Regions from separate parts of the Homo sapiens genome. Here region 1 is linked to region 2. The links are chromatin contacts, found by Hi-C or POLR2A ChIA-PET in ENCODE. All regions are on one chromosome and are shown on one strand. Each heading gives the region's core, a stretch centred on a gene start or an enhancer-like site at or near the end of the contact. The rest is flanking DNA. Distances are from core to core; before and after follow the strand shown.

Evidence for each region. Hi-C counts contacts between places; a loop is a spot of excess contacts on that map. ChIA-PET counts read pairs that join two places held with the same protein, here RNA polymerase II (POLR2A). Pooled maps may share reads with other maps.
Region 1: a pooled map shows a loop between it and region 2 (2.4-fold over the local background). The contact joins the promoter of TLE7 here to the promoter of TAT-AS1 in region 2. A Hi-C loop is called at or near these places in 2 of 50 pooled maps. POLR2A ChIA-PET finds 5 or more read pairs at or near these places in 3 of 52 experiments (MCF 10A and WTC11).

What each region holds. Positions count from the first base shown.
Region 1 is chr16:71,439,998-71,444,352 of GRCh38, reverse strand. TLE7 (TLE family member 7) reads left to right here and starts at 2,299. Exons shown (of 10, transcript NM_001367365.2): 1 at 2,299-2,384.
Region 2 is chr16:71,562,833-71,567,814 of GRCh38, reverse strand. TAT-AS1 (TAT antisense RNA 1) reads right to left here and starts at 2,799. Exons shown (of 3, transcript NR_103852.1): 1 at 2,693-2,799; 2 at 1,614-1,764. It overlaps TAT (tyrosine aminotransferase), which reads left to right. Exons shown (of 12, transcript NM_000353.3): 12 at 1-2,155. LOC124903710 (a long non-coding RNA gene) reads left to right here and starts at 2,875. Exons shown (of 2, transcript XR_007065106.1): 1 at 2,875-2,922; 2 at 2,991-4,162. It also overlaps the pseudogene RNU6-1061P. RefSeq lists an enhancer at 1,848-2,379.

The DNA of each region.
Region 1 (4,355 bases), core at 1,050-3,549, 120 kb after region 2:
ACAAGCGAGATGCACACACACACCCAGGGACACACACAGTGTACCCCATAGACCTCCACATACACAGACACACATGGACACACATGGACCCCCCACATACATAGACACACACACAGTGCACCCTGCGGACCCCCACATCCACAGACACGCATAGATCACAAACAGATACCCCATCACACATAGCCAACGCACAAGGACACACACAGACCCCCCCAACATACATAGACACATGCACACACATAGACATACACACAGACCCCCACACACATAGACACATACACACATAGACACACAGAGACTCCCCCCCACACCCATAGACACACATAAGACACACATGCACACATAGACAAAGACACAGACCCCTCACATACATAGACACACACACACGGTGTACCCCACAGACCCCCACATCCACAGACACACCTAGTGGTACACATGGTACACCCTACAGGCCACACCCTCACATAGACACTCCTGCACCAGCTCTCTGTAGCTCAAGGGCTGGTGTCGGCCAGGAGTGCTGCCTTGAGTATTGCAAAGGAGCCATTCCTGTCCGAAAGCTTGTCACGTGGCACGGGACCTTGGTAGAGTGTCCTAGGGATGCCATCGTGTAAGTCTGCCCCACCCCAGGCATCCTAGGAGCTGGGCATGGGAGGAGGCAGCCCCTGGAGCCCCCAGACCACACCTTGGGGAGAGGGGAGAGCAGGACCCTTCTTCTCCTTGACCAGCCAGCCCTGTTCCTCTGGGCTGTTCCAGACCAAGCACTGAGACCCTGGAGGGGTCCAAGTCCTGGATTTACATTTAGAGAAACTGAGGCCCAGAGATGGATGGGACGACCCCCTGGTCATGCAGCAAACCAGGGGCTGATGTGGTCTCTCACTGGGGCCAGAGGAGAGTTTAGAAGGCCAGGGCTCACCCCAGCCTTCCCAGTTGATGGACAGCCTCTGCAGGTCTCTGAGACATGGCAGTCCGTAGAGGGGGACAAGAAGTCCTGCAGCCCTGGCTTCCCGCAGGGTCCACAGTTTCTTTGCAGTGGCAGGATCAAGGCTCGGACTCATGGAAGATTGAGAATCCTAGAGGACATAACCTGATATCTCAGATCTGCCACCAATGTCCCATGTGACCCTGGGCCTCTCAGCCTCAGGCTCCTGGTCAGCATAGGGTGGGGATGGTCCCAGGACTCTGACGGTTTTCTCCCTCTCCGTAGGCTTGTTACTGTCCAGGGCAGGTCATCTGCTCAGACCTCAATGACTGGAGGGTGAAGAAGGCAGTCAGACACCTGCAAAGCCTCGTGAAGTCACATGACCCCACCACCCAGGAGACTGGGTAGCCTTGGTGTTCACCACACCAGTCTTGAGCCATGTGCGTGCAGTGGAGGCCTTACCAGGACAGCAAGAAACCTGAGCACAGGAGACTCCAGAACCCCGCACAGTAGCACTTCTGCTTGTCTTAACTGGAGCCCTGGGCCTGGAAGGGGGAGGATTAAAGTCTTTCTCCTTCAGTCGGGATCTGCATGTTCTGTCCCTGCAGTGCAAGGTGCACACACCCACCTTGGCCTGTCACATTGGAAGGGACCTCAGAGAACACCTGGGCCTGCTCTGGCTAGGTCAGGAGGGGAAATAGAAGCTCAAAGGAAAACATGGCTGTCCTGTCTCAAGGCACCCGCAGGTAGAGGGGAGAGCCTGGTGCGAGGCCTAAGCAGGGCGTCCATGCGCTGAGGAGCAGAGCTCCTGTGTCATCTGCACAGTCTCCCGGAGGCCTGGGGGCCCTCTCTCTGCAGGGGCTGGGGGTTCTGGGAAGAGGCTCTGGATTCTCTCCTGTTCTCTCTGCCTTTGAAATCTCCACTCCTGCACATCTGTTATCTTCTGGCCTGGAGAGGATGAGGACATCCTCCGACACATTCCATTGCACTCCATTCCATTCCAGCACTGTCCGCAGGCCCCTTCCACAGGCCAGGGGTTGACCACCTGCTGGGGAATCCTACATGGGTCAACCTTGGCCTTCTCCTGGGGAACGCCGCAGCCTGGGGGAAGGCGAGGACCCCTGTAGCCCCTTCCCCTAGCTCGCAGGCCCAGAGACCCACTACAGACCAGGTGGTCCTTTAGCACATCCTGTACCGGGCAGGGTCTCAGGGACCTCCCCTGCACGGTCTGGGCCACCTCTGCTCGCTTTCCGGCTTTCTCCTCCTTCTGGATCTCTCACTGTGCCGCCTGTTCCCCAAGTGGCTTCAGTGTTCCTGAGGCGTGGCCCCCACCCCCTGCCAGCCACCGAAATCCCACCCACCTTCGGCTCAAGCCCAGCCTCCAGGAAGCCTTCCCGACTGCCCTGCGGCACCAAGCCTCCGTCCTCTGGTTGCCCCGAGGGACCTCAGCGCCCCCGCCACGGTAAGGGGCTGTTCTGCCGTGGATCCCCGCGCGTCTGCTGGTCCCCACCCCGCCATCGGCCCGCAGCCCCGCGGCCCACGTGCTCCCAGGCTGGGGCCGCCCGCGGAGGTGCTGGCGCCGGCGACGCCGGCTGGAGTTGGAGACTGCGCGTGAGCGCCCGAGGGCCTGTCTGCCTATGCGTCGGCCGTGGGCCAGCGCTTCTGACCCTGGGCCTCGGCTCTGGCCTCGGTCTGGAAGGGGGCAGGGGAGCGGGGCCCTGCGTCCGGAAGTCTGCGCCCTGCGCGGTGGGCGGAGAAGCCACGAGGAGTCCTTGCTGCCCCCGGCCCTTGGTGCCCCCTGGCGGCCGGCGCGCTCGCTGCACCCCTGCCCGCTTTCCGGGAGCGCGGGAGGAAAATCCAAGAGCCAGGCCCTGGGGCGCCGGCCAAGCGAGGGCTGGACCCTGCCCGACCCAGAGGAGTAGCCCTGTCACAGCTGCCCACGGCCGGAGTCCTGGGGCAGCGGGTCCCTAACCTAGCAAGCCCGGCCGCGCACGCCGCGCCCTGCAGGCCAGAACCCCAAGGACGCTCTGAGTGGTTAGTGCAGCCATTGCAACGCGGTGGCGCACGCCTGTGATCCCAGCACTGTGGGAGGCCGAGGCGGGAGGATTGCTTGGGGCCAGCAGTTCAAGACCAGCCTGGGCAACAAAGTGAGACCCTTGTCTCTACCAACAACAAAAAAAAGTGAACTTTTCTTACAAAATAAATCGAGTGAAATCCTGCTGCGAGGCCCACATTGTAGAGTTGCTGTCGAGGACTGTGGGGGAGGCGGAAAGTTGCCGGCGGGCTCCTGAGAGTGACTGAGCAGGGGGCTTTGGTAACAGGTCCCTGGGGAGATAAGAGATGGACCCAGGACAGAAATCGGAATGCAGGACTTGGGAATGCAAACTTCCCATGGCAGGGACGGGACGCGAGGTGGGTGGGAAGAGCAATGTACGATGCGGGAGACGCCACCGTGCTTGTGGGAAGGGCAGCGTCACCATGCTAGGAGGAAGGGGCCTTGGCAAGGAATGGGGAGTTGGGGCTCCCCGTGACAGTGAGGGAGGAGGTGGGAGGAGGGGCCTGGCCGTGCATTGTCCCTTCCAGGTGCCCGCCAGAGGGCGCGTCAGCCCTCAAATAAAGATCTGGAGGCTCACAGTCGCAGTTCTGCCCAGATGACCCCATCTCTGACCTTTGTGTTGGCCCACTAGGTGTTGGGGTCCCACCAGCCATTTGACGACAGCTACCCATAGCCTCCGGGCTGGGACACCTGCAGCTGTGTGGCTCTTCTAGGGGAGCAAAGGGAAGAAAACCACCAGCTAAAGTGCCTGGAGTTTGCTGGCTAAAGGGGAAGAAGGAAAAATGCTGTTGGGATTTGCAGGACCCCTAACTCATGACCCCATGTCTGGTTTTGGGTCTTTCTTGTAAAATACACATAACATGAAATTTAACACTTTAGCTATTTTTTTTTTCTTTTGAGGCGCAGTCTCGCTCTGTTGCCCAGGCTGGAGTGCAGTCGCCCGATTTCGGTTCACTGCAACCTCTGCCTCCTGGGTTCAAGTGATTCTCCTGCCTCAGCCTCCCGAGTAGCTGGGATTACAGGTGCCCGGCTCATCTTAGCTATTTTAAAGTGTACAATTCCGTGGCATTAGGTACATCACAATGTTGCACAACCATCACCACCCTCTAGTTTCAGAACTTTTTTGTCATCCCAAAAGGAATTCCAGACCCATTAAGAAGTGGCGTCCCATTCCCCTTTGCCAGTCCCTGGCAACCACTAACCTGCTTTCTGTCTCTAAGGACTGGCCTTTTGTGGATATTTCATGTAGATAGAATCATGCAGTATTGGCCTTTTGTGTCTGGCTTATTTCACATAGCATAATATTTTCAGGTTCACCCATGTGGTAGTGTGTATCACAGCTTCATTCTTTTTATGGCTGAGTAATGCTCCGTTGTA
Region 2 (4,982 bases), core at 1,550-4,049:
GAGCTCAGGATGAGGGAAAAGAAAAAGATTGAGAGAATTTGTGCCCCCAACCATTTCCTCAGACTCTAAGAAAGAACACGCTCTCTCCAGGCAGGTCTGAAGCTCAACTCTCTTATTGCCTCACTTCAGGTATACCTCACTTTACACAATAGAATTATAACTGGAAAGAAGTTGGGGACACATGTATTTGGTGATTACATTTTAAACACATTAGGAAAAGTTGCTATTTGAACTTTTTATTGATTTTTGGGGGGAGTAAAGAATTATTTTGTGATGCAAATAAATATCCTTTAATTGATCGACTTGCCAAATTTAGATTTGTGTGCATCAGGCTTTCTTTTTTTTCTTTTTTTAGAGAAGTTCAATATAAGCTTTTCTTTTCTTTGTTTCTTTCTTTCTTTATTTTGAGATGGAGTCTTGCTCTGTCGCCCATGCTGGAGTGCAGTGGCGCGATCTCGGCTCACTGCAACCTCCACCTCCTGGGTTCAAGCGATTCTCTTGCCTCAACCTCCCAAGCAGTTGGGACTACAGGCGTGAGCCACCATGCCCGGCTAATTTTTGTATTTTTAGTAGAGACAGGGTTTCACCATGTTAGCCAGGCTGGTCTCAAACTCCTGACCTCAGGCAATCTGCCCGCCTGGGTCTCCTAAAGTACTGGGATTACAGGCGTGAGCCACCTCGCCCAGCGGCATCAGGCTTTCTTAAAGTGAGAGCACGCCTGTACTAGAGCAAGCAGGAATCAGAGACCTTCCAGAAATACTACTGTGTAAGGGCCAGAAATATCTTCACTTGTCATTGTTATATAATCATTATTACTTTTGCTGTAATGTTAATATTGATTTATTAATATATATTATCTTTTCATACATTTTCTAAGAAACATTTATATTGATAAGATCTTTTATTTTGCCAAGGGCATAAATTATTGTTTTTCTTTTTTTTTTTTTAATAAATTTCACCAAGTATGGCTCTTCTGTGATGTGTTTTTTTCTCCGTTTGGGAATTTCTAATCCCAGGCACTCCTCAGTCTCATTGTTTCATTACCTATGAGGTTTCATTTACTTCTTTGTAAATGTACTGACTTTTGGAGTTACTTAAGAACCACAGTTCCTAAAACATTTTATTTGGGAGCTCAACTTCTGGCTTCCTACTTACCAAGAGGCAGTAAGTTATAACCTCTGGCCTTTGTCTTTACATTTTCAACTTTCTGGATCCCTAACCTCTGGTCCCAAGTTACTACGCTTGCCTATATCCACTAACCACTCACTAGGTCACAAAGTTGATGGCTCTGGCTTGACCCAGTGAATGAGAAGTGTCCTAGATGTTTTTTTTTTTTTTTTTTTTTCGCAAATCTTCATAGGCACAGTTGCCTGTTTAATTTTTTCTTCAGCCCTTCCCTTAGAGGAGGGAGCCTTAAGTTACCTTTCAAGGTTGGGGGTTAGGAATCTATCATAACTAGTCTAGAGATTTCTCACCAAGGGAAATTTTCCTTATCTAAAAGAGGAACTTCAGGTCTCAACCCTGCCAGTCACACCCAATTAATGTCCTTCACAAAAATAAACAGCATATGTTCCCTTTCAATTTGAGTTCAGTGAGCTCACAGCAAAATTTACCTTTTAATTTTCTTCAGCAAATCCAAGACGAATATACAAAGGATGAGATTAGATAAAGATTTCAGTTTCCCGTATGCCACCGCTGCCGCCAATTTTCCAAAAAAGCCTGGCTCCTCTTTTCCTGTTCCTCCATCCAAGCCCCCAAAGATCTCTAACCAGAAATAAACAGGAAGACTCAGTGATTTACAAAAGACATTTTAGTTTTACACGTACAGAAAATTCTACCCAGCATTACAGAATTCTTAGACTTCTTAAATTCCTGATTTTCCTTGGTATTTACATTTTGATAAGGGAGCCAATGGTTCTTCAAACATTTGAAAAGAACACATACACACTGGACAATTTCAAACGATACAAACAAACGCAACTGTCCTTCTTTCTCATTCCTGTCCTTCAGCCACCCAGTTTCTTCTCCCCTGAGGGAATCAGTTATCATTTGCTGGTCATACTTCCAGATTATACTGTGCCTATGTAAGTGTGTGTGTGTGTGTGTGTGTGTGCACTTTTCATTTTTTCAAATAAAGTATTACTCAACTTTGTAATTCTGCGCGCTCTGGAGGTCAAAGGAGGGATGGCATTGCTGGGGTGTCCCCCACATCCTGAGTGTCTCTAGATAAAAAGGAGCTACCGGGCGGCGGCTGCTTTCCACACAAGCTTAAAATTGCCAAGAGTCAACTGCCAGTTGCTTTGGGTGGTGGCGTCAGAGTGTCTTCAGATAACACGAAGAATGCGTGTAAAGATCGGAGACGGCCGGGCGCGGTGGCTCACGCCTGTAATCCCGGCACTTTGGGAGGCCGAGGCGGGCGGATCACGAGGTCAGAAGTTTGAGACCATCTTGACCAACTTGGTGAAACCTCGGCTCTACTAAAAATACAAAAATTAGCCAAGCGTGGTGACGCGCGCCTGTAATCCTAGCTACTTAGAAGGCTGAGGCAGGAGAATCGCTTGAACACCGGAGGCAGAGCTTGCAGTGAGCCGAGATGGCGCCACTGCACTCCAGCCTGGGTGACAGAGCGAGACTCCATCTCAAAAAAAAAAAAAAAAGGACCGGAAACAAGGGCTCTCAGCTGCGAATTCACCTTTTCTTTGTGTCCGAGCCCCGCCTACCGGGTAACTGGAGAGTATCAGGACTGGGTGCTACCAAGCGCCTCACAGCAGCCCCCAGCCGACACCAACATCCCAACCCTGGGCGACCCGCGGCTGCGCAGGCGCGGATGCATGTTTAGGGGGCTGCGCTAGTCAGTGCGCATGCGCCGTCGCTAGGCAACAGGACACAGCTCCGGGCGCCGGCGTAGAATCTGAGCTGCAGGTGAGGGTTAGTTCCTTTATTCGGCCTCTGCGTTCTCTTAGGATGTTACATTTTGTTTCCTTTTTCAGCCTGTCTACCCTGGTCACACCCTGCTTCGAGTTTCTCTTCCTCCTTTGCCCCCGGTTTGGGCTCTGACTGGTGGAATTGTTCCAGGAAGTTGACAAAACATCCTAGGCTTTTGTAATCACCTGTTAACCTTTCCCAGCTCTGGATCAGAAGCAGCAACTTCCATGAGTTGTGACGCAGAGCAGACAATTCTATTAGCTGGTGTTAGTTTCCAATGGTATAGCCCCTTGGAACTTTTCTCCAAAGAATCGTGGCCCTCACCGTCCGCAGTGCCTGACATTAGGATCTCTACTCAGCCAGAAAAATAAATCCACCCCCGTGCCTTTGTCAAAGACAAAGCAGGACAGTAAAGCGGTTGAGACAGGTTTTAACCAGTAATATACTAATGGAATAAGGAGGAGTCCAGCACGAACTGAACTCAACTTTGATTTGTACAAATGTTACTCAGACTTTAAAGGAAAAATGGGGAAATAGGGAAGGGGAGAGGAATGAGGGGGCGCTCAGAAGAGTGAGGGAAGTGAAAGATTACAAAAAGTGCGAAGTAGGGGTTAGTCCATGTGAAACCCATCTGGGTTTGTTAAAGGGTGTTTCTGGAAGTTAGGCTTTTATCCTCCTACAGATGCTGGGAGATAGGAGCCATATCTTAAGGTGTTGGCTGGAACAGTAAATTCCTTTGGCAGCCTGAGTTTTTTTAGGCAGGCCCTTTAAAGCGGGGCTGGAGTCATCCTAGAGATGCTACCTTGAACTGTTAGAGACTGTGTTAGAGTTTTGTTCAAGTCTGTTGAGGCCTAGTCCACAAATGGCTCAGAGGAACCTGGCTAGAGTTTGGTCAAGGAGAGAATTTTTGTTACTCCGCATATTCTGCACATTATTCTGTGTGAGGTGTTGTATTTTACGTACCCTGAAGTTTGAATTATTGCATATATGTTGGAAAAGAACTGAATTCTCAGTACATATTATTTATATCCTTATTTATTTTAAACAATTTAGGTTTATTTACAAACAAGTTTCATATAATGTTATAGAACCTGCAAATACAGATGCTCTCTATAGGCCAAATTGTTTCACAGCACCTTCCAAAGAGGCAGTCAGTCATTTGCTAAGGTTAAGGTTGAAGCTGTATAGGAGGTGATGCCCAATTCCTCAAAGAAAACAATAAACAGAAGAACTAGCACATGTGTGTCTTAATTTTTGTGTGTTTCAAATGTAGAAAAGAATTATTGGTCTTTAACTCATTTGATAGCCTAAATTTAATGTATTTTTACGTTATACCATATTTAAAAAGTAAAGCTGTGGGAGTGTTCCCTTTGGCAGTGCATATTCTAAAATTGGAACAATACAGAGAAGATTAGCATGGTACTAGCAAACCAAATTCAACAGTATGTTACAAGGATTATACACCATGATCAAGTGGGATTTATTACTGAGATGCAACATATAAAAATCAATCAATATAATATGCCACATTAACAGAATGAAGGACAAAAACCACATGATCATCTCAACTGATGTAGAAAAGTTAGTTGACAAGATTTGACACCTTTTCACGATAGAAACACTCAACAAACTAGAAACAGAAGGAACCTACCTCAAGATAATAATAAGGACCATCTATGAATAGCTTGTATCGGCCAGGCAAGGTGGCTCACGCCTGTAATCCTAACACTTTGGGAGGCCGAGGTGGGTGGATCACCTGAGGTCAGGAGTTTGAGACCAGCCTGGACAACATGGCGAAACCTCATCTCTACTAAAAATACAAAAATTAGCCAGGCGTGGTGGCACATGCCTGTAGTTCCAGCTACTCAGGAGGCTGAGGCAGGAGAATTGCTTGAACCCAGGAGGCAGAGGCTGTAGTGAGCCAAGATCGTGCCACTGCACTCCAGCCTGGGTGACAGAGCAAGACTCCATCTCCAAATAAAGAAAGAAACAAAGAAAGAAAAGAAAAGCTTATATTTAACTTCATACTCAATGGTGAAAGACTAAAATCTCTTTTT